Regions from separate parts of the Homo sapiens genome. Here regions 2 and 3 are each linked to region 1. The links are chromatin loops, found by intact Hi-C in ENCODE. Cell type or tissue: heart left ventricle. All regions are shown on one strand. Links, peaks and the distances in the headings refer to the core of each region. The heading gives the core; the rest is flanking DNA. Region 1 overlaps MBD5 (methyl-CpG binding domain protein 5). Region 2 overlaps ORC4 (origin recognition complex subunit 4). Region 3 overlaps ORC4 (origin recognition complex subunit 4).

The links. Peaks named below come from ENCODE experiments on the same cell type or tissue, not always from the same donor. Only the 100,000 strongest peaks of a DNase experiment are listed, where the experiment ranks them.
Region 2: a loop joins it to region 1, with 6 times the contacts of the local background. A loop is called at or near these places in 76 of 110 quality-filtered maps.
Region 3: a loop joins it to region 1, with 4 times the contacts of the local background. A loop is called at or near these places in 60 of 110 quality-filtered maps.

Annotation. Positions count from the first base shown.
Region 1 is chr2:148,507,747-148,511,746 of GRCh38, reverse strand. It overlaps MBD5 (methyl-CpG binding domain protein 5), which reads right to left. Exons shown (of 14, transcript NM_001378120.1): 13 at 1,612-1,687. Among named protein-coding and RNA genes, the nearest start is that of EPC2, 140 kb to the left of the region's middle. In heart left ventricle, for the core only: a CTCF peak has its summit at 2,111 (motif pointing right); a DNase peak (open chromatin) is centred at 2,106; H3K4me3 peaks cover 846 bases; H3K27ac peaks cover 440 bases.
Region 2 is chr2:147,936,020-147,944,651 of GRCh38, reverse strand. ORC4 (origin recognition complex subunit 4) reads left to right here. Exons shown (of 14, transcript NM_181741.4): 10 at 1,130-1,216; 11 at 5,404-5,512; 12 at 6,259-6,354; 13 at 6,439-6,506. Among named protein-coding and RNA genes, the nearest start is that of ORC4, 80 kb to the left of the region's middle. In heart left ventricle, for the core only: a CTCF peak has its summit at 6,727 (motif pointing left); no DNase peak of the experiment used is centred there.
Region 3 is chr2:147,985,070-147,993,701 of GRCh38, reverse strand. All of the region lies in intron 1 of ORC4 (origin recognition complex subunit 4), which reads left to right. It overlaps LOC105373674 (a long non-coding RNA gene), which reads right to left. Exons shown (of 5, transcript XR_007087258.1): 3 at 5,394-5,519; 4 at 3,531-3,661; 5 at 467-725. Among named protein-coding and RNA genes, the nearest start is that of ORC4, 31 kb to the left of the region's middle. In heart left ventricle, for the core only: CTCF peaks have their summits at 3,513 and 3,718 (motif pointing left); no DNase peak of the experiment used is centred there.

The sequences.
Region 1 (4,000 bases), core at 1-4,000:
ACTATTCTGTAGTAAAGAGCCAAAACTTTTTATAACTGAGGAAAGAAACTTTTTATAACTGAGACTGCAAACTAGTAATCTGTGGACCAAATGTGGCTGAAATGGTATTTTGTTTAGCCATATGGCACTTTAATATTTTTTAAAACAGTTGTCAACCCATAAAAATGAGAAAATTTACTTCTAGACTTCTAGTTTTATATGAAAAATGGAAAGATCTTGCAACATGAACACAATTTCCCAGATGTCTAAGATCTGCTGGAGCATGGAAGGAATGCCTTCTGGAGAGAGCACATGACTCCCAGGTTGCCCTGATCCTTATTACTCTCAACTACCTGATTTCCACCAGGACCAAATGTCCCGAGGCAGAGCCTAGAGAGATGATGGCCAAACTCATTTTCTCTTTTTCCTGGGCAGGCACATTCTATGTTCTATTTCCTATTCTACTTGAGTTAAGAAGGCCATATGATTAGGTCAGGTCAGTGGAAAGTCAACAGAATGAGCTTCCAGGTCTGGCTCATAAAACCTATGCTGGCAGTATTCTTAGCACGCTCTTTTCTTTTACCTTCAAGGCAAAATGCAAAGGATATAATGGAGCACTCTGAGGTCCTAAGAGAGGTGGTCACTAGATACAGAAAGAATCTGTGCCCTGGTGTGGAGCAACCCTTCCTCAACCAGCACCAGACTCAAGTGGGTAATGGCTTATACTGTGCTGAGCCTCTAGATTGGTAGCCTACCCTAACCCATGGATCTTCACTGGCATTTCTCATCCATTCCAACTGCTGTCATACCTGGCCCACTTTACTTACTGATATAATTTGCCTGGCCCTAGAAAACATTTGAGTTTATAATCCCCAATCTAGATCTTTCCTATAATTTTATCAGGAAATTTAATGTCTCAGGGCTTCAATTCACCCATCTGCGAAATGATGGTTTGGTTGGATTACAAAATCTCTAAAACCTATACTAATCCCATCATTCAATTGTCATTGGATGGTTTGTTGGGATTCAGATAACCTTGTAACATAAGGTCAAATAAAAGAAATTATTTTTCATGCTAAATAGCCTTAGACAATTCACATTTTTAACAGATTACCAAAATTATATTTTAAGTATTTACATCAGTCAATATGTGAACTGGAGCATAACGATTAAACTTCTCACACTCAATGCTATTATATGCACAGTTCAATAAAAATGGGATATGAGAGGTCTATATACTCTTGATCTTGACCCCACTGTCTTTTTGGTTCAATGGACAGAACAAAGTTTGCATTACTACATATATAAGCAACAGTAATGGCCATGGCCATTCACAGAGTCAAGTGCAGAAAGCTGTGGTTTGAACTTCAATATTTTGCTGCTCATATTTTAAACGAACGTTATGTGGCAAAACAAAATTACTTATCTCAGGAAGAAAGACATAGTTAATGTGGTAGGTTTCTTTTTCTTAAATGACTTTGAATCTTTTCTAATATTTGTCTTTTTTTTCTAGGCTAGTAATTTAGTATTGCTATGTGAGTTGTTTGACAATACTCAAGAGACTTTACCAAAAAGTGTAACACAATTTATTTTCAAAGAAACGTAGTATAATGGAAAAATAAATTAACTTACAGTCCCAGACATTTTGTCCAGTTCACTCATGGCCTCATGAATAGCAGCTTCTAAATGGTTATTTAGCTTTCCACTTCTGGAATTAATGAAAACAACACACCAGATTAAAAAATTAAAGAAACAAAACTCAATTTAATTTCCTAATCAGAAAACAAAAGTACCAATTCCACGAGAGAAAGCCAATTTATACTCGCGTTTGGAAAATTCAGATGACAAAACATCACTCTGGGATTCTTATCACTGAATACTAATGATTAAAGTCACAGAACTACTAAAAAAAGTTGAACAGATTGTGGGGCGGGGAGATGGACTTTTTCCTCTTCCACATGCTTCTTCCACAATCTGGTGATTTGGGAAGAAAGTTGGGCCACGGGTTCCCTCTCCCAGAGACGCCCCTCATGCTCCCTGGCTCCAGCCGGCCCTGTGTTGCTTCTTGTTTCTTTCTCAGTCAGCCTGACTGTGTGATCAGAGGAAGGGCGGAGGGGCTGAACTGCAGGCTCTGGCCACTAGGGAGCTCCCTCTGTCCTCTCTGGAGCGTCCTGGCTCTGGAGTTGAGCAAGTGAAGGCTGAAATGCCGGTGCGTGTTCCGGGGTGGGAAACAGCTTAACTCTGACGCACCTGAGGCTCCGGAGCCTGCCCCCCAGGGCCAAAAGCCAAAATGAGGTAACTATTTGAACAGATAAAGAATGACGGCCTCAGGGTGCCTATCACTTCTCTGACCTTTTCTCTCCACTTAGCATTCCATTACACATGTTTGGCCCGAATAACACACACGGTGCATCTGCCATTTTTGAAGCTTAGATCTATGAAGCTGTTGAACTAAAATCAGGTAAATCCATGCTACCCACCTCTGTGGTTATGTACACTTTGCCCATCCTGACTGTTAACTTGTTTTTCCTCCTTTATGCAATAAATAATTACTCATTTTTTCCAAGTGCTAAGGTGATTCTTTTCATTTACCCTGTCATGACAATTACTAGAAAAGCTGCTGGAGGTAACGTTTTCATAACAGGTGGTTAGCATGGGTTTCCATGAGTTAAGTCCTATCTTAGCATCTACCATGGAGACTGGAAATTTGCAGTCGTGGGAGAGTTTGGCTTACTGTTGTATTTAGTTTGGTTAGCATAGTGTTTTGAAACATTTTTGAACTTTAGTTCAGTTTACCATAGCTTTCCCTAGGTTTTTTCCTCACACACCAGGACTGGACAATGCATACATTGAGTTTCTGTCTACACTTTGAGAACTCCGAGTTTTCCACCCCTGAGTTCTATAGTGCTAGACATACCATAGATGCTCTATGTATTTGCTAAATAAAAATATTTGTCAAAGGTGGCCCAGATGGTCCTATGTTTCAAAAAATATATACGTACTTAGGTCAGTTTAACTGAAGGGAAAAATTAGTGTATTGGTTTTAACCAAATTATAAGGGGAATATGGCATCAACCCCTACCTTTTGCTGCCCTGTAAGCTAGTCTTTAGCTTTTATATTTTTGTCATTTATTTTTAGAAATTTTAAAATGCAGAGGAGTACATAGGATAAAATAAACCTAATATATTCCCCCGCTGGAAGGAAATGTTAATAAATTCCTTTAAGTCTTTTATATTAAAAAAATAAAGCTGGAGTTCCCTGTTACCTATCCTGGTCCCATTTTCCCTCACCTTCCCCCCTCAACTTTTAGTCTGCTTTTATACTTTAATCTAGTATTGTTTTATGTGTGTTTTTTTTTAAACACACACACAAAAGGTGTCATGATATACATACTTCTCTTTTTTCTCCTTATAACTGTTTTAAATACCATCTAGTTTGTATAATCTATTCATTCCTTCTAACTGGTATATAAGAAGTTTTTTTATTATGTATGTACTGTCTTCCTTTTACCTACCCATTCCAGTTTCAAGGGGCCCTGGTCATCTCATGGAGTCAGTCTCAGTTGTTTTCCTAATGAGGTGTCTGCCAAGCAAGCTCCTGGGAGCACTCTGCAAGGCCACCTAGGGTTTGCTGAGGCTGGGCTGGGGCCCCTTTTGCAGGCTGCTTGGCAAGGGTTCTGACAGTATTATCATTGCCACGTTGCCTGACAATATCGCACTGTGTGTAATGTGTTAAATAAATTTATCCTCACTATTTCTTTTGTATGAACATAAGTTTGACGTATTAACAAGTTTTATAAGACATTTATTTATTATAAATTTTGATTAAAATATCTTAGGAGTTTAAAATTGACTATATAAAGTTCCAAATATTTAAAATGAAGTTACAATGTTTTAATGAAAAACCTCCAGAGAACCTTGGTTCTCTCACATTTAATCTTAGTAAAAGAAATACCTGTTATTTATTAAAAAATGTCTATGTGCCAAGAATTTTTTTTTTTTTTTTTTGAGACGGAGTCTT
Region 2 (8,632 bases), core at 4,534-8,533, 570 kb after region 1:
ATCTTTTCCAGGCCTTTCTTGGCTCTGCTACTTCTGAATTTACTCTTTTTTCATCTAATCTTTTCTTCAATGCCAGTGTTCCTCACCTTCCATTCAACCCTAATTACTGCAGTCACTTGCCTCTTTAGATGGTACTTTCTCAAAGGGCTGTGGTGATCTTTGAATTTCTAAAGCCATTAGCCTCTTCTCAAATATATCTTTTTACAAAGTAGTTTATATTGTTGAACCTCACTTCTCTCTTAAAACTTTGTTCCCTTGTTTTCTAGATCTCTACTCTGTCTTAGATTCTCTTCCAGTCTTTGGTATCTTTCTTAATTTCTTAGTTTTTCTCTTTTCCCACCTACTACTTAAATATTAATAATCCAAGATTCATTTTTTGACCACATTTCACTTTTCACAGGCCATTTTGTTTCCCATAGATCATGTTTGATTTTTATCTTCTACCTTTCAAACCCTTCCTTCTCTTCTGCTACCAGTTAATTCTCTACCAGATGTACTCCTATAAACGTCTTAATTCTTTTTTCTTCATAACACTCAGATAATTCCGACCCACTTTACCTCTTGTCTGGACAGCTACCTCCAGTTAGGTTTTTCTGCCTTTTCTTTTTGTACATTCACTTTGCCAGTAATTGAAACTCCAGTACGTGACTACTCATTTTCTGCCAATGTGATAATTTTCCTGCTACTCATGCTGTTCCCTGTAACTGGAATGTTCTTCCTTCTTTTTTAAATCTCTTGTCTCATCCAGTTTAAGCATTCTTTGTAATACTTTACCTTGTATCCCTAGGTACAGTAACTCATGCACTTCTGTTTTTGTGCTGCATTTTGTTCATTTCACTAGTATGACTGTGTAGTAGTTTCCCTTATTCAAGTACGAATTTGGGGTTAGCCAGGATTGTTTTATCATTGTGTTTATTGAATTAACGTAAAGAACAGGATAAGAAAATCAGTAGACTGGAAACTTTATTTTGGTTTTAGTGTTCTACAAATAAGACCAACATCTATTTAATAATGAATTAATATTAGATAGAGTTACTAAGGTACACCAACCAGTAAGGCACAGGATTATATTTAGGTTTTAAACTACATCTTTCCTCAATTTTGGCTTTTTTTTTTTTTTTCCTTTTAGTATCTCTCAGAAGATAGAAGTGTGCAAGAAGTACTACAGAAGCATTTCAATATCAGCAAAAACCTGCGGTCATTACACATGCTATTGGTTTGTATTAGTTTTGTTTTATTGCTTGTTGCTTTGTTTTTGTTTTTAATAGTGACGGGGTCTCACTTTGTTGCTCAGACTGGTTGCGAACTCCTGGCCTTAAGCCATCCTCCCACCTCTGCCTCCCTAAGTGCTGACATTACAAGCATCAACCACTGTGCCCAGCCTACTTTTATCATTTTCTATCTTTCATTAGATAATTAAGTTTTTATGGGAATTGATTAAACCTGTAGGTAAATTTTGGGAGAATCGACATGCATTGGAACACTACATCGAGTGTTCCAATCTCTGAATAGGGTTCATATCTCCTTTTATTTGATTTCTTGTTTGATTACTTTCATCAGCATTTTATAGCTCTTACTACACAGATGATGTACTTATTTAATGTGTATACCAATATTTAATTTGTTAGAACAATTGTAAATGGGTTTTGAAATTTTGGTTTCCCACATATTCATTACATTTCCCACATATTCATTACATATAGAATATGTGATTGATTATATATATACACATTAATATATAGAAATGTGATTGACTTATAGTCTATGCTGAACTCACTTATTCTAAGAGGTTTTTTAATAGATTCCTTGGGACTTTTGATGTAGACCATTACATTTTTCACAAATAGTGACGGTTTTTTTTTTCTTTCCAATCTGTATGCCTTTTATTTCTTTTCTTGCTTTTTTGCAATGGCTAGAATTTCCAGTGTTATGTTGAATTAGAGCAGTGAGAGTGGACATCCTTTCTTGTTCCCAGTCTTAGGAAGAAAGGATTCAAACTTTTACCATTAAGTATAATGTTAGCTGTAGGTTTTTTATACATGTTCATTATCAGGTTGAGGTAATCCTCATCTGTTTGTAACTTGCTGAGAGTTTCTTATAAATGGGTGTTGGATTTTGTCAAATGCTTATTCTCGATCGTTTCGCATGACCATGTTTCTCTTTAACCTGTTGATATATTTGATTATGTTATTTTTTGAGTGTTGAACCAGCCTTATATACCTGGAATAAATCCTACCTGGTTATGATGTTTTGCCAAGTAATTATATCTTAAGCTTACATAATACCAATATCAAACAAGAAGTACTTAATTGTTCTGAAAATTAACTTTCTTCACTAAGAGTATTTGGTTTTAGTCTAATATTTCTAGAAAATTATGGCAAATACCTTTGAAAGACAAGATAGTTTTGGTTTCATAGAAAGGTCATTTTTAATAATAATAGAATAATAATGACAGTAGCTACCATTTATGGACTGGCATATGAGCCAAGTACTGTTGATGCTAGTAGTACCTATATTATGTCTGGCCATTGGAATAATCTTATTTTTTATTCTTACCCCTAAAGAAATTGAGGCTCCTTAAAGCTAAGTAACTTGCCGAAGGTCACACTACTAGTAGATAACAAAGCCAGGACTTAATCCAAAGCTCTCTGGCTTCAAGTTTGTGTCCTACTTGGCTGTATGGTTCACCCATGTTTATATACAAGTTTTCTTTCCTCATTGCTGCTTCTGCTGAGGAATTTAAGTCTTTTTATCCCTATTTACTTTTCTTCTATTGTCAAAAGCATACTGCCATTTTCAGCATATCATGAAGGAATTTGGGGACTAGTAATTTTTAGAGGAGGGGTGTGTGTGTGTATGTGTGTATGTATATATATATACACACACATCTCCATCTGGGAAAATATCTCTGCCTCAGTATTGTCAATATTAACGGCCATTGTTCTGCCATTTTTCTATTACATTTTTAATTCATGGTAATGAATTAAATAATGGCTTGTTTTTTGTCATATGGGATTCTACTTTGAGGGCTGCTTACTCATATTCTTAGCTCATCCCATTATTTGTTGTCATTGTCTTACTGTGGAAGCTCATTATAGATTACAGATTTTCAGCCTCTCCAGTAACCAGAGAAATACTACAATTAAACTTTTTTTTTCTTGCCAATCTAGTGGGTGTTAAAGATTATGCTTGATGGTATCATGACTGTGACTATTAATATTTATTGCTGCTGCCAATGTAAATATGTGTAAGTGCTTTGGAGAGCAATTTATTTAGCAAATTAGGTAACTAGAGAAACATACTAATTAGAGAAAGTCTAGTTACCTAATGCACAGGAAGACATGTCCAAGGTTGTTTATTGCAGTCTTGTTTATAATTGGGAAAAAAAAAGAAATGAAAGATGTCTGTCAATAGGAAATTAGGAAATGAATAATCGTGGATATATACAAAGAAATATAATGAAAAAATGAATAAACCAGAATTGATACTGCCTCAACATGGGTAAAACCTCACAGTGAAGAGAGTTGTGAAGATACAATATATTTATATAAAAGTTGAAAATTACTCTGTTGTATAATACATGTATATGTAGTAGAAGTATTAGGTTGGTGCAAAAGTTACCATTACTTTCAGTGCCCAAAATGGCAATTACTTTTGCACCAACCTAATAGTATAGACATACTTGGTTGTTTTATGTGGGGAAGAGTAGAGTCCAATCCGGAGGAGATGGGCTTCAACTCTAAAATCATATTTCTTAAGCAGGTAAAGTAGTCATAGATATTTATTATTCTCTGTTGCCTTTGTATATGTTAAAAAAAATTTATGCCTTTGTGTCCTCATAGCTTAGCTCCCACATATCATATCAGTGAGAACATACGATGTTTGGTTTTCCATTCCTGAGTTACTTCACTTAGAATAATAGTCTCCAGTCTCATCCAGGTCACTGCAAATGCTGTTAGTTCATTCCTTTTTATGACTGTGTAGTATCCATAGTATATATATACCACATATATATATATATCCATATATCCATAGTATATATATACCACAGTTTCTTTATCCATATCCATAGTATATATATACCACAGTTTCTTTATCCACTCGTTGATTGATGGGCATTTGGGTTGGTTCTACGATTTTGCAATTGTGAGTTTTGCTGCTATAAACATGCACATGCAAGCATCTTTTTCAAATAATGACTTCTTTCTTTTTCAAATAATAACTTCTTTTCCTCTGGGTAGATGCCCTGTAGTGGGATGGCTGTATCAAATGGTAGTTCTACTTTTAGTTCTTTAAGGAATCTCCACATTGTTTTCCAGTGGGGCGAGGGATAAAAGACTACAAATATGATGCAGTGTATACTGCTCAAGTGATGCATTCACCAAAGTCTCACAAATCACCACTAAAGAACTTACTCATGTAACCAAATACCACCCATACCACAATAACTTATGGAAAAATGAAGTTAAAAAATAAAAATTAAAAAATTAATAACTAAAGGAAAAAGGAAAGGAGAGAGAAAGGGAGGGAGCACTGGCAATCTAGGTCCCAACCAGTAGGAGAATGAAGGACAAGGATTGCCAAACTCTCTGCCCAGCTAATCAGTTGCGCCCTTGTTAAGGTGAAGGAGAGTTTCTTGGATAATTATATCCCAAATATTGCATGGCACATACTACTAAGAAACTATTTATTGTTTATTTGAAATTGAAATTTAACCAGAGGTCATGCATTTTTATCTGCTAAATCTTGTAACCCTAAATGACCAAATTTAACTTTCATGAAAAATACAAATAAAGAAGGAAGGAAGGAAATCTTCAAATACTTGAGTAGCAACTCTGGTCCAGGACCTCTGTTCATTTTTGAACAGAGAAGCAGCACAAGAGAAGGAGACTGTGCTTTCAAGGAGAGTTATTCCTGAGTATAAATGTGCTATTTTCTTTTCTTTTTTGTACAATTGAACATAAAACAGCTAACTTCTGTCTAAATTAATACTAACCTGGCTGGATGATTGGGTGGTGAAAAAGTTAACAAGTAAGGCGTAGATCTGCCTTTTGGGCTTGTGTTTGGGGCTTTTATTAGTAAGTATTCTTAATTATTTTCAGTTTCTTCTCCTTGACCTACTCCTCTTTAAACATTGTTCTTCCAAGCAGTAAGTAAACAAGTTATGCAACTGGGATGGGTTAGAGAGAGCAGCAGGAACTTTTTTTATGCTTTACATCTGCAGTTATGTGACACACAAATTGAAATACTGTATTTTAATACAACTGAATTTGAGAATACCTTCCTAAGCATTAATATTTACTCTCCCTTAAGAATTAACTATACAAATTCAGAAGTTTTGCACAGTATCTCCAAAATGCCCATGTAAATACGTAATTGTTTTTCTGATCTGTCTTTCCCTAGATGCTTGCTTTAAATCGAGTAACAGCATCGCACCCATTTATGACTGCCGTAGATCTAATGGAAGCAAGCCAACTGTGTAGCATGGACTCGAAAGCAAATATTGTACATGGTGAGAACCCAGCCTTATTTTTTAAATTGTGGTTTTTAAAACTTTGAATTTAGATAATGGAATGTTTTTAAAATTACAATTAACGTGGGCATAATGCTTTATAAAATACTTTCGTATCCATATAGCCTTTAACTTAGTCCTTTTAAAGGTACTATCACTCCCATTTAAAGTGAAAAAAAAATTTGACGCTCTGCCTCTTTTGCCACATTGGAAATCCAGGTAAGACTGTGTTGCTGATGTTATCATTGTATCAAGAACTACTGAAGAGCATTCTCTGGGTTTCAGTCATTTTGGGTTTGTTATTTCCTTTTCCAAATGTAATGAACCTTTTCCTCTCCGGGGAAAAAAGGAATACACAGATTTGGATATAATTTCCAGGAGTTTAGGAAGTCTCTAGATAAATCCTACGCAAAGGCCCTGTGTGATTTAAAGTCACATAACAATTGAAGTTTATTTTGTTTACTGTGGGCCATATGGTGAGTGCCTGATAATATTTCGCCAATCTTTGTGACATTTCTAAAAGTTTAAAAATATCCTTATTTTGCAGATAGGAAAAAAACTAAGCTCAGGGAGGTTAAGTAACTTAAATTTATATAGATAATTGAAACACATTGAAATCTAGAAGAATCTTGACCTTCTTCACCCCTCAGAACCATAGATCTTTCACTATATTGTATTCTTTGGAGAACAGTTATTTCAGTCTTATATGTCATTAAACTGATAGTTTTTTTTCCCTTTTACTGTAGGTCTATCAGTCTTGGAAATCTGTCTTATAATAGCAATGAAACATTTAAATGACATCTATGAGGAAGAGCCATTTAATTTTCAAATGGTCTATAATGGTGAGATGAGACTTAAGTAGCTTTTTTCTGACTCTTCCCCACTGCTTATTTGAAGGTATAATGTTGTCATTGCTTTCTACTCAGAGTTTCAGAAGTTTGTTCAAAGGAAAGCACATTCCGTTTATAATTTTGAAAAACCTGTTGTCATGAAGGTAAGATTTAGTTTGCTGTCATTTTTCTACAGACAAGTATATTTTTTACATCCAATTTGATTATGTATTAAAATTGCACTTTCATTTTTAAACATTAAGTATTATAGAGATTTTTTTCAAAACAAGAAAATTATCTAAAAATGAAATATTTTGGAAAAATCTGAGGAAGTGACCGGTTGTTTTAGTTTGTGGAGGTATACTGCCCTCTGCTGTCTCTTCAGAGCACTTGCATCCCGAAAACAACTATTCAGTATAGTGTGTGATATAACCTTTCCCTTTCCAACCCAAGGATTGGCTTTTATAATCTCAGCAGTAAAAGGAGAAAACAATGAAAATTAGAGCCATTAAGAAACTTAAAAGACAAAATCTTATTGGCCTGTGAGGGCATACAGAGAAAGTGTTATTTGGGGGCTGAGTCATGAGTTTTACAACTTCAGGACTTCATGTAGATTACCATTGTCCACTACAAAGATAATGTGAGCCATGTAATGTAGTTTTAAATTTTCTAGTACCTGTAAGAAAAATAAAAAGGTTTAATTTTAATTATATATTTAATGCAACATATCAAAAATGTGTCATTCTATAATCATTATAGAAGAACAGTAAGGTATTTTACATTCTTTTGAATTAAGTCTTTAACATTTGGTGTACATTATATTTAAGCACATCTCAATGGCCTAAATGTTTACTGGAAATTCTTGCTGTTTAGATTCCATAAAATGTATAGCTGAGAAAGTAAATTTACATTTTGAAATTGTTCTAAACATGCTCAGAATTTTCTAATAGAACTAAATATCCATTTTTAAGTTTAAAAAAAAATTGAGTCACACATTGAAGTGCTCAGTAGCCTAGCGTGGACAGTGCAGCTCTTGAAGATTTTAAGGAAAGAAACTTTTAAAACAGTGGATTCCCCAAGTCCATTGGCATCCCTTATAGGCCCTAGTAACCAGAATTTCATTTCTTGTAGCAACAAAAATGAGTACAGAGCATTGCCATTTCTTCAAAGAAACAGGAAAAGTATTTTACAATACTGGAGGGTTTTTTTCCCCTAATAGTCTTATTTTGTGAGAGCTGTGAAAATGGAAAGGTTACCCAAGTATTTAAATTTTTTTTTTTTTTTTTTTTTTGAGATGGAGTCTCCTGTCGCCTACGCTGGAGTACAGTGGCGGGCGCAATCTTGGCTCACTGCAACCTCTGCCTCCCAAGTTAAGCGATTCTCCTGCCTCAGCCTCCTGAATAGCTGGGATTACAGGCGTGCACCACTATGCCCATCTAATTTTTGTATTCTTAGTAGAGACAGTGTTTCACCATGTTGGTCAGGCTGGTCTCAAACTCCTGACCTCATGATCCGCCCACCTCGGCCTCCCAAAGTGCTGGGATTACAGGCGTGAGCCACTGCGCCCAGCCTGCATTTAAATTCTCAATAATTTGTAGCTGCTCATTTCTGAATTTTCAATTATGAAGTATTTTGCTATTTAGAAATGTTTTAAATCTGCACAGTTCTATTCAGCTCTTAACACCTGCAGCCTCCAGTATTTTCTCATGTTCAGATATGAAGGTATCTGAGCTGTTTCTCTATCAGAAGAATTTATGTGATACATAGAGAATATGTTCCAGTGATGTTTTTTACAGTGAGTTGTAAGAATATAATAGAATCCTCAGGAATCTATTTCAGTGTATCATTATTTAATGGTTAGTATATCATGATTTAATGGTTTTTTTTTTCATAACCTAATAACGTACCTAACACAACACTCAAGGTTAGAAAAGATATAATAGGTGAATATTAAGGATAAGAGGAAGTAGACAAGAAAGAGCCCTATTAAGATGGGGAAGATGGAAGAAGGTTGTGACAGTCTCAGTCAGACTTCTTAGAGGAAACAGGAGCCTGTCCCTTCTCCTCCATGTCCATACTAGCCTGCTGAATCCTTTACTTACAGGATCAGCTGAATATGTCTAGTTGACTCAAGGGTCTTTTTCTGCCTCCCTCTGTTACAGCTGTGTTACCTTTTTACATAGCAAAGCAAAAATAGAGACAGACAAAATATAAATGCAAATCTGAGTAGCCTAGGGAATTGATCAGAAAGTCTTATCTGATTCTTAGGTTTTTACAGAGAACTGGAAAC
Region 3 (8,632 bases), core at 1,743-5,742, 520 kb after region 1:
TCCTTTTCCCACCCAAAAAGCACAACTGTCTAAAAATCCTATTTCATTGTAAATGTCAACTGACATTTCCATTTATCCTTGCAAGATTACCTAAGCATGCTGATGGGGGGATGGACAACATATTCATTAGCAAAACAGAATTGGAGAATATCGTTTCGTTGACTCTAGAATTTAGTCTCCTGTGCTTTTTGCATAAGCTGAAGGGTCTCATTAGAAACAATGTATTATTCCTAAAAGTTTTTAGGGAAAATTTTAAGATTTTTCTAGGATAATTTCTAGGGTAATTTCTAGCAATTCTTAAATAATTTATCTCTAAAGCAATGTTATTTTCAGTTTTTTTTCCTTCCAAAAATAGTTTAATATTTACTAATTAACTTACTGGAGTTGTAGCATATTGTAGGGGCCAAGAAAAAACTTCCCTTTCAGCCTCTGAAGGTTCTTTGAAAATCAGCTGAAAAAAGGCAGATTAATAGGAGAAAGGGCATATGATTTTATTTGATCTTGGTGTTACGTGACATGGGAGCCTTCAGAATAAAGACCTAAAGATATAGGAGAAAACTGCCCATTGGTATGCTTAGGTTCAGCAAAGTCTGGACAGCCATATACTGAGTGGGGAAACCCAGCAAGGCCTGCCTGTCTGTATAGATTCTTCTTGGCCTCTCTGTGCAGCATTCTTTCCTTCCGGGTATGGAACAGCACCCTTTCTGGAATGGGGATCCTATGACCTACAATCAAACAGAATAGGTCAGATATGTCTTTATAGTTAGTTTTTACACAGAAAGATGAGGGCAGGGAACATTAGAGTAATATATTTAGGTTCTGTGGCTGGCTTTGGGGAAAGGGAGTTCTGGTTTCTGTGGACTACCTTGGGGACGAGGGATGGTAGTTTCAGTGGCTAGCCTCAGGAGAATGAGAGGCCAGAGACAGGAAGTTAGGAGATGGTCAGAGAGAGCTGCTTTGGAGGACTTTATTTTGGAGTATCATTTCCTTAGCCCTAGCAGTATCATACTTACATTTAAGTAAACTCAAGTCTGTAAACGTGGCAAAGGAAAAATTTATTTGAATAGTGGACAGTATTCTATTCATTATTCTTCTCAAATGAACATATACCCTGAAGTAATTGATATTGCAAGAAAGTACAGTTCTGTAATTTATGTGTAGTTTGGGGCTTTTCAAGGAAAATTTGTCTACATGTGCCTTCTCACCCACCAATTTTAGTGCCCTAGTCTTAAATCTTGTGTCCCATATAATGCAACCATCCTTCACAAAAATGATATTTTTGTCAGGGGCAGTACCTCACACTTGTAATCCCAGCTATTTAGGAGGCTGAGTCAGGAGGATTGCTTGAGGCCAGGAGTTCATGACTTCAGTGAGCTATTATCGTGCCACTGCCCTAGTTGACAGAGGGAAGCCCCATCTCTTAAACCAAAAACAAAAAAAAGTTTTCGTTGATTCAAGTGTCTGTCGCCCTTATACTATTTATCCATCCAATTAAACACATTAGCTTGGATTCACAAGCTTAAATCCTGAAGGTAGCCTACTTCCATGTGCTCAGAGAACATAGACTACTGTTGATCACTATAATATTTAAGATGTAGTTATGTCAGTGCCAGTAAGATCATATAATGCATTTCCAAAGCTTCTAAAGGATTTCTAAATACGTTGCAAATTTGTGTTAGTTCTTTTGTTAGCCTATATAATTCAGAAGTAAATGCATTTTAAGACGTATACTTTAAAGAAGTCCTCCAACTAGTATTTCTTTTTTATTCATTCATCAACACTACTGCAGAATTGATACTTTGTATCATTTACAAGGTGTATTCCATGGTTAATAATCAAAACAACTGTAGTAATGTCTTTTTTTCATTTTGTGAGACGGAGTCTTGCTCTGTCTTGCCCTGGTTGGAGTGCAGTGGTGCAATCTCCGCTTACTGCAGCCTCCGCCTCCCCGGTTCAAGCGATTCTCCTGTCTCAGCTTCCCGAGTATCTGGGATTACAGGTACGCACCACGACACCTGGCTAATTTTGTATTTTTAGTAGAGACGGGGTTTCACCATGTTGTCTAGTCTGGTCTCAAACTCCTGAACTCAGGTGATCCACCCGCCTCAGCCTCCCAAAGTGCTGGGATTACAGGTGTGAGCCACCATGCCCGGCCAACTGTAGTAATTTCTAAATGTCTTTCTTTACTGAACATATCATAGTATTAACTCTCTGATTATCCTTCTGGGGGTTGTTTATTTCATAACTATTTACCTCCCATGTTCTTGAAAACAACTTTATTGGCTTATTCATGAATATCAAGGCTCTAATAGGTACTTTATAAAGTAAGTACACTTATTAAAAGATATATATGTATGGGGTGCAGTGGCTCACGCCTGTAATCCCAGCAGCACTTTGGGAGGCTGAGGTGGGCGGATCACCAGGTCAGGAGTTCGAGACCAGCCTGGCCAATATGGTGAAACCCCATCTCTACTAAAAATACAAAAATTAGCCGAGCGTGGTGGCGCATGCCTGTAATCCCAGCTACTCAGGAGGCTGAGGCAGGAGAATCGCTTGAACCCTGGAGGTGGAGGTTGCAGTGAGCTGAGATGGTGCCACTGCACTCCAGCCAGGCGACAGAGTGAAAGTCCAGCTCAAAAAAAAAAAAAAAAGATATATATGTATATACGTTTATATTCATATGTGTGTATATATATGTATGTGTGGTTGTGTGTGTCTGTGTATATATGATTCCAGACATACTGCCATGTACTAGTGAAGATTACTGAAATTCAGAGGTTAGAGAGAACATGGCTTTTCTGGAGAATTGCAAGCCTTTTCAATTATTTAATCAGTTTAAGTACCAAGACATTATAAAATATTTTTCTTCATTTTAATATCAATGAGAAAATATCATGGCATCATATTACTTAACTAAAGGTTATCAAACCTTGGAATCATTTAATCTGAATGTGTCCTTAAGTAAATTGTGTCCTTTTAATATTCACTGGCAACAAATGAGGAGGAAAAAAAGATTTTACAAAACTGTCAGTAATTACCATGGTTTATTCACCTGTGGTCCAAAAGTTGATTTGTGTGGAATTATTCTTCAGCTCTGGAGAACTCAAGGAAACATCTCACCAGAGGCTGTGCCCCAACTTGATATAGATAGCATTTTTGAGCTGATCTCTTTAGGAAGAACTAACAGAGTTTACTTATTTTCTAACTTGGAATATATATCAGTATTGGCCCTTATTTCTCCCCACACTCAACCATTCTTTTAACTCTATTTTAATCTTTACCTCTGTACAAACAATCCAACTGGGGGAGAAAAAAGAATGAAAACTAATTCTGATGGACTGAAAAACAGCTTAAATGTATTTTTCTTGCCTCAGTTTCATCTCAAAGGACAGTAACAAAACATGGAAACCACCTTCAAATTTCTCCTAAAATACCTTTCATTTTACGTTATTTGACTGTTTAGCTAGCAAATCAAGAACATTTTATCGAACTGAAGAGAGGCAAAGTTCTGAAATTTTGTCCATACTTACCTATCTTTGAGAAATGTCAGCCGTGTGAAGTTAGGTCCTAGGTAAACAGTAATAGAATTTGTATTTTAACTTTTTTCTAATAAAGGGAGTGGGGTAGTGGTATTGTTTTCGGTGTTTTCTTCTGCCACCATCTGGAAAGAAAGCAGTATTAAACATCTTTTTAATTTACTAAGAGTTCTTTTCACAAAGTAATGCCCCCATCTGCTGGAGCTGTAAGGTTTTGCCTCAAAGTAAGGGTATTAGAGAAAATAATACATGATCATTTGTGTATTTTTGAATTATATTTTCTAGTCTCATCCACTAATTTTACCAAGGTTTTTGTAGGAGTTGTTAGCCAATTTCATCTTCTCTTGATGTGTTAGTTCTTATTCCAAACTAAGAAAAACTTGATATAAATTAGTGTTCTTGGAAAGTGGTGCATGGTTTTTGTTTCTTGTTGTTGTTGTTCCTATTGTTGTTGTTTTTGAGATGAGTCTCGCCCTATTGCCCTGGTGGGAGTGCAGTGTTGGCGATCTTGGCTCACTGCAACCTCCGCCTCCTGGGTTCAAGCAGTTCTCCTGCCTCAAGTCTCCTGAGTAGCTGGGATTACAGGCACGTGCCACCACACCTGGCTAATTTTTGTATTTTTAGTAGAGATGGAGTTTCACCATGTTGGCCAGGCTCGTCTCAAACTCCTGACCTCAAGTGATCTGCCCACCTCAGTCTCCCAAAGTGCTGGTATAACAGGTGTGAGCCACTGCGCCCAGCCGAAAAGTGGTATGTTTTTATATTTTTAACAAATGGGTATGAGAAAACAAAAAATGCTCAGAACAGTCTGAGCTCTGAGGTATGCAGGCCCAGAGAGATGTGAGTAGTATGGGACTTCAGTTATGCCCCCATACTCCACCCCAACTCCCTACCCCCTGCCACTCTGTAGCCAATGGATAGTTTGTTATTTTAATGTAGATTCTTGGTGAACAACTCAGAGCGTGCCTTTTTATTTTTCTTTTTCTCTTTAAAAATCTACTTGTTACTGCTGCTAATGAGCATATTCAGGGCAACTTGAATTTATGCTCCTTGGTTGCAACCCTCAAGCTTGGCTCAAATGAACTCTCTATGTATGTTATTAATTTTGCCTCAACTTCTTTCCTTTTAGGTCAACACATATAAAACTTACATTATTTACAGAAATATTTGTGAATAGAATAAAAAGTTATGTTTATAAATGTTTTAAGTGTATAGATATGAGAATTTTTATAGGTAACACCTAATTTTTGGCTATAAAATCAGTGTTGGAAACATTTTCAAAATGCCCTATAACACAAATTTCTTCTAAAAAGCAGTTTCTTTCCTACTTTTATTTTAAAATTCCAGATGAAGTAAATCTTTTTTTTTTTTTTGCTTTTTGTTTTTTATTTACTAAGCAGCATGCTGTTGACAGGCAGCCATTTTTCATTCCAGGAAAAAGCTGCAGTTGGAACAGCTGAGATTATTTCACTTACATTTTAAAAATAATAACATCTTTAAATTCAGCAAGTGAGGCTGGGCGTGGTGATTCAGGCCTGTAATCCCAACTGAGGCCAAGGTGGGTGGATCACTTGAGGTCAGGAGTTCGAGACCAGCCTGGCCAACATGGTGAAACCCCCATCTCTACTAAAAATGCAAAAATTAGCCAGGCATGGTGGCACATGCCTGTAATCCCAGCTCCTATCTCCTGAGGCAGGAGAATAGCTTGAACCCAGGAGGCGGAGGTTGCAGTGAGCCAAGATTGCAACCTTGCACTCCCACCAGGGCGACAGAGCGAGATTCTGTCTCAAAAAAAAAAAAAAATTCAGTAAGTCAGCTGGATTCAGTAATGTCTCCAAACTGGATTCATATACCTACATTGTGTATTAATGAGCTGACAGTAAATGAATATGTGATGGTGCCACTCGGAACCCCTTCTTGTTATTGATCTTGAACTCTTCCCTTTCCTTAGGGCGTCTGGGTTGAGTAACATGACTTGACCTGCTGATACAGAGACCAAGTAAAATTTGTCAATGTATATATTAAATATTAGTTAAGTTTAATTTAGCTCTTATTTTTTGGATAGATATTTATAGGTAAACATATTACAATACTTTCTTTTTTTTTTTTTTTTGAGACAGAGTCTCGCTCTGTTGCCCAGGCTGGAGTGCAGTGGCTCTATCTTGGCTCACTGCAAGCTCCGCCTCCCGGGTTCACACCATTCTCCTGCCTAAGCCTCCCAAGTAGCTGGGACTATAGGCGCCGGCCACCACACCTGGCTAATTTTTTGTATTTTTAGTAGAGATGGGGTTTCATCATGTTAGCCAGGATGGTCTCGATCTCCTCACCTCATGATCTGCCCGCCTCGGCCTCCCAAAGTGCTGGGATTACAGGTGGGAGCCACTGTGCCCAGCCTACAATACTTTCTTATTCCAGAGGGTTATTTTGCACCAGCCACCTTACTGACCATTTATATGAAAGATAGGAAAAATTGTTTGTTGTTACCTCTTTGACCTGTGCTTGGACAACTTTGAAACTAAATAAATCGGACATGTTCACACCTGTTTTCTCCTTAAATGCTTTTTTTTGGGTACACAGTGTTACAGCTCCTGGCGTCGTAATTACTAGTAAGATGCTCATAATACTAGAGTACTTTTGATTATCCAGCTGAGGTACATGGTTCTTTTTCTTAAACAATTTGATCCACTAATTCTTATTTTTGTTTTTTACCTTATGGTAGCTGTAGAAAAAATAATTTAAAATATGTTACTTTTTGTGTGTGTGTGTGTGTGTGTATATATATACACACACACACACACATATATATATCTATATATGGAAAGTTCTTGTTCTTTTAAATGACAAATATTATGAAATAGAGCCCATTTTGGTTGAAAAAGTATGTGTGTGTGTAGGCAGGCCACATTTTTAACCTAATAAAAATTATAGGAATTGCTGGACTTTAGATATTTATTAAACCCAAGAGATTTTTTTTTTTTTAAAGATCTCAATCTTAGGTTAAAAAAAGTTTCAAGCTGCTCAAGGTGTTGACCCAGCTACTTAGGAGGCTGAGACGGAAGGATCTCTTGAGCCCAGGAATTCAAATCCAGCTTGTGCAATACAGTGAGACCCTGGGTCTAAAAAAAAAATAGTTTTAAGTTCCTTTTTTACACTTCATGTTTTAAGTTTAGACATTTTCTTTCTACTCTGAAGAATGAAATTAGCAACCGTATGCATTCATGCCACTTTTTTTTCATTTTTTTGTTGAATGATTATTTTCACTGTGTAACGACTTATGTTTCCACCTGCTACTATAATTATTTACCTTTTTTTGGTTTTAGTTTTTTATTTTAGTGGATTCAAAGGTCACTAGTGTGTGTGTGTGTGTGTGTGTGTATGTGTGTGTGTGTCTGTATAAAATTGTGTTTTTAATTATGCTTTAGTTGGCTGGATTTTGTCATTGAGTTCCCCATATCCTCCTGCAACACACACACTCCACACAAGGCTTTATTGGCTCTGTGTACTAAATAAGTTCATTCTTATTTGATAAGGCTATACCTGTTACCTTTATATGTGAGTGACATCTTTGCTAGGTATGAGTCTTGGTCTCTCTCTCAGAACTTTGTAGATATTATGACACCATATTTTAGCATTTTTTTCTCCCTTGTAGGTGTTTTTCAGGCTGAGTCCCAGTGAATTCTTTTTTTTAGGCTTGAAATTTAATAATTGAATTACAGTTTTTATCAGTTTTCTTCTTTTCATATTTGATACATTGATGAGAGTTTAGGAGATTTTATTGATGCAAGTATAGCTTTTAAGAGTGAGGTTAAAGTTAGGAACTATGGAGAACTCCTGTAGAATTTTCTAGGCTTGTTTATTATTAACTTGTCTCTTTGTTTAGTTACTGCTAAAGTATTTCTGTTTAACAGTTTTTTGTTTTGTTTTATTAGAGGAGAAAGATTCTCTGATTCCATTTTTTACCATTTTATCTGCACAATTCCTAATTAAAATTCCAGAGTTTCTGTACGAAACATGTATTCCTTTTTAGCGATGGGAAGAAAGTTTATGATCTTAAAAATAAAGATGTGTACAGAAAAAAATACAAATTGTACACATAGACATTCAAAGAGAAGTGAATTGTTGGTATTGAACATCTGTTATAATAACCGTGTTCTTTCAGAATGTATTCCTCTGCTATGTTTTGTCTCCTAAAGAAAAGCCCAGTGATGATTTTGATGAACTTTCTGATGTTTGCAGGGTTTTTTTTCATGCCAGTTGAGACTAACCAACCTCTGATTGGGAGTCAATAGACCTAACAGCTACTGCTGCTGTTAAGTAAGCTATGTCATCTTGGGCAGGTCATTGTATACCATTGCTAGTCAGCAAGCAGAGAGGTATTTGGTAAATTGACCAAACTTCAAATTTGACATGAAGGACTGTCACCAGGAGTTCATCCAGGTTGCTTCTCCCACAAAGTTTAGGATTATGTTAGTCTAAAAAACAGTGATTAGAACTAACCTAAGATGAGGAGCTTAAGTTAGTTGTGCAAACTAAATGGAGGGCTTTTATGTTCTATTTCTAAGGTAGGAAAACATTTGACATCTGAATGGCTATTGAGCTATATGTAGGAATAAGTTGTTAGTGTCAGCTATTTTCTAATTCTGTCTTTAGATGTTAAGAGAGTTTACTAAGGCTGGGCACGGTGGCTCACGCCTGTAATCCCAGCACCTTGGGAGGCCGAGGCAGGCGGATCACGAGGTCAGGAAATCGAGACTATCCTGGCTAACATGGTGAAACCCCGTCTCTACTAAAAATACAAAAAATTAGCCGGGCATGGTGGCAGGCGCCTGTAGTCCCAGCTACTCAGGAGGCTGAGGGAGGAGAATGGTGTGAACCCGGGAGGTGGAGCTTGCAGTGAGCCGAGATAGCGCCACTGCACTCCAGCCTGGGCAACAGAGCGAGACTCTGTCTCAAAAAAACAAAAAAACAAAAAAAACAGAGAGTTTACTGAATAGTTATCATTATTGTTGGCCAAACAGAGTTAGTCTAAAATACATTATGCAGAATCAGTGTGGTAGACAAAGAGGCTCTGAGTGAGGGTTTGGATCTGAGGAAGG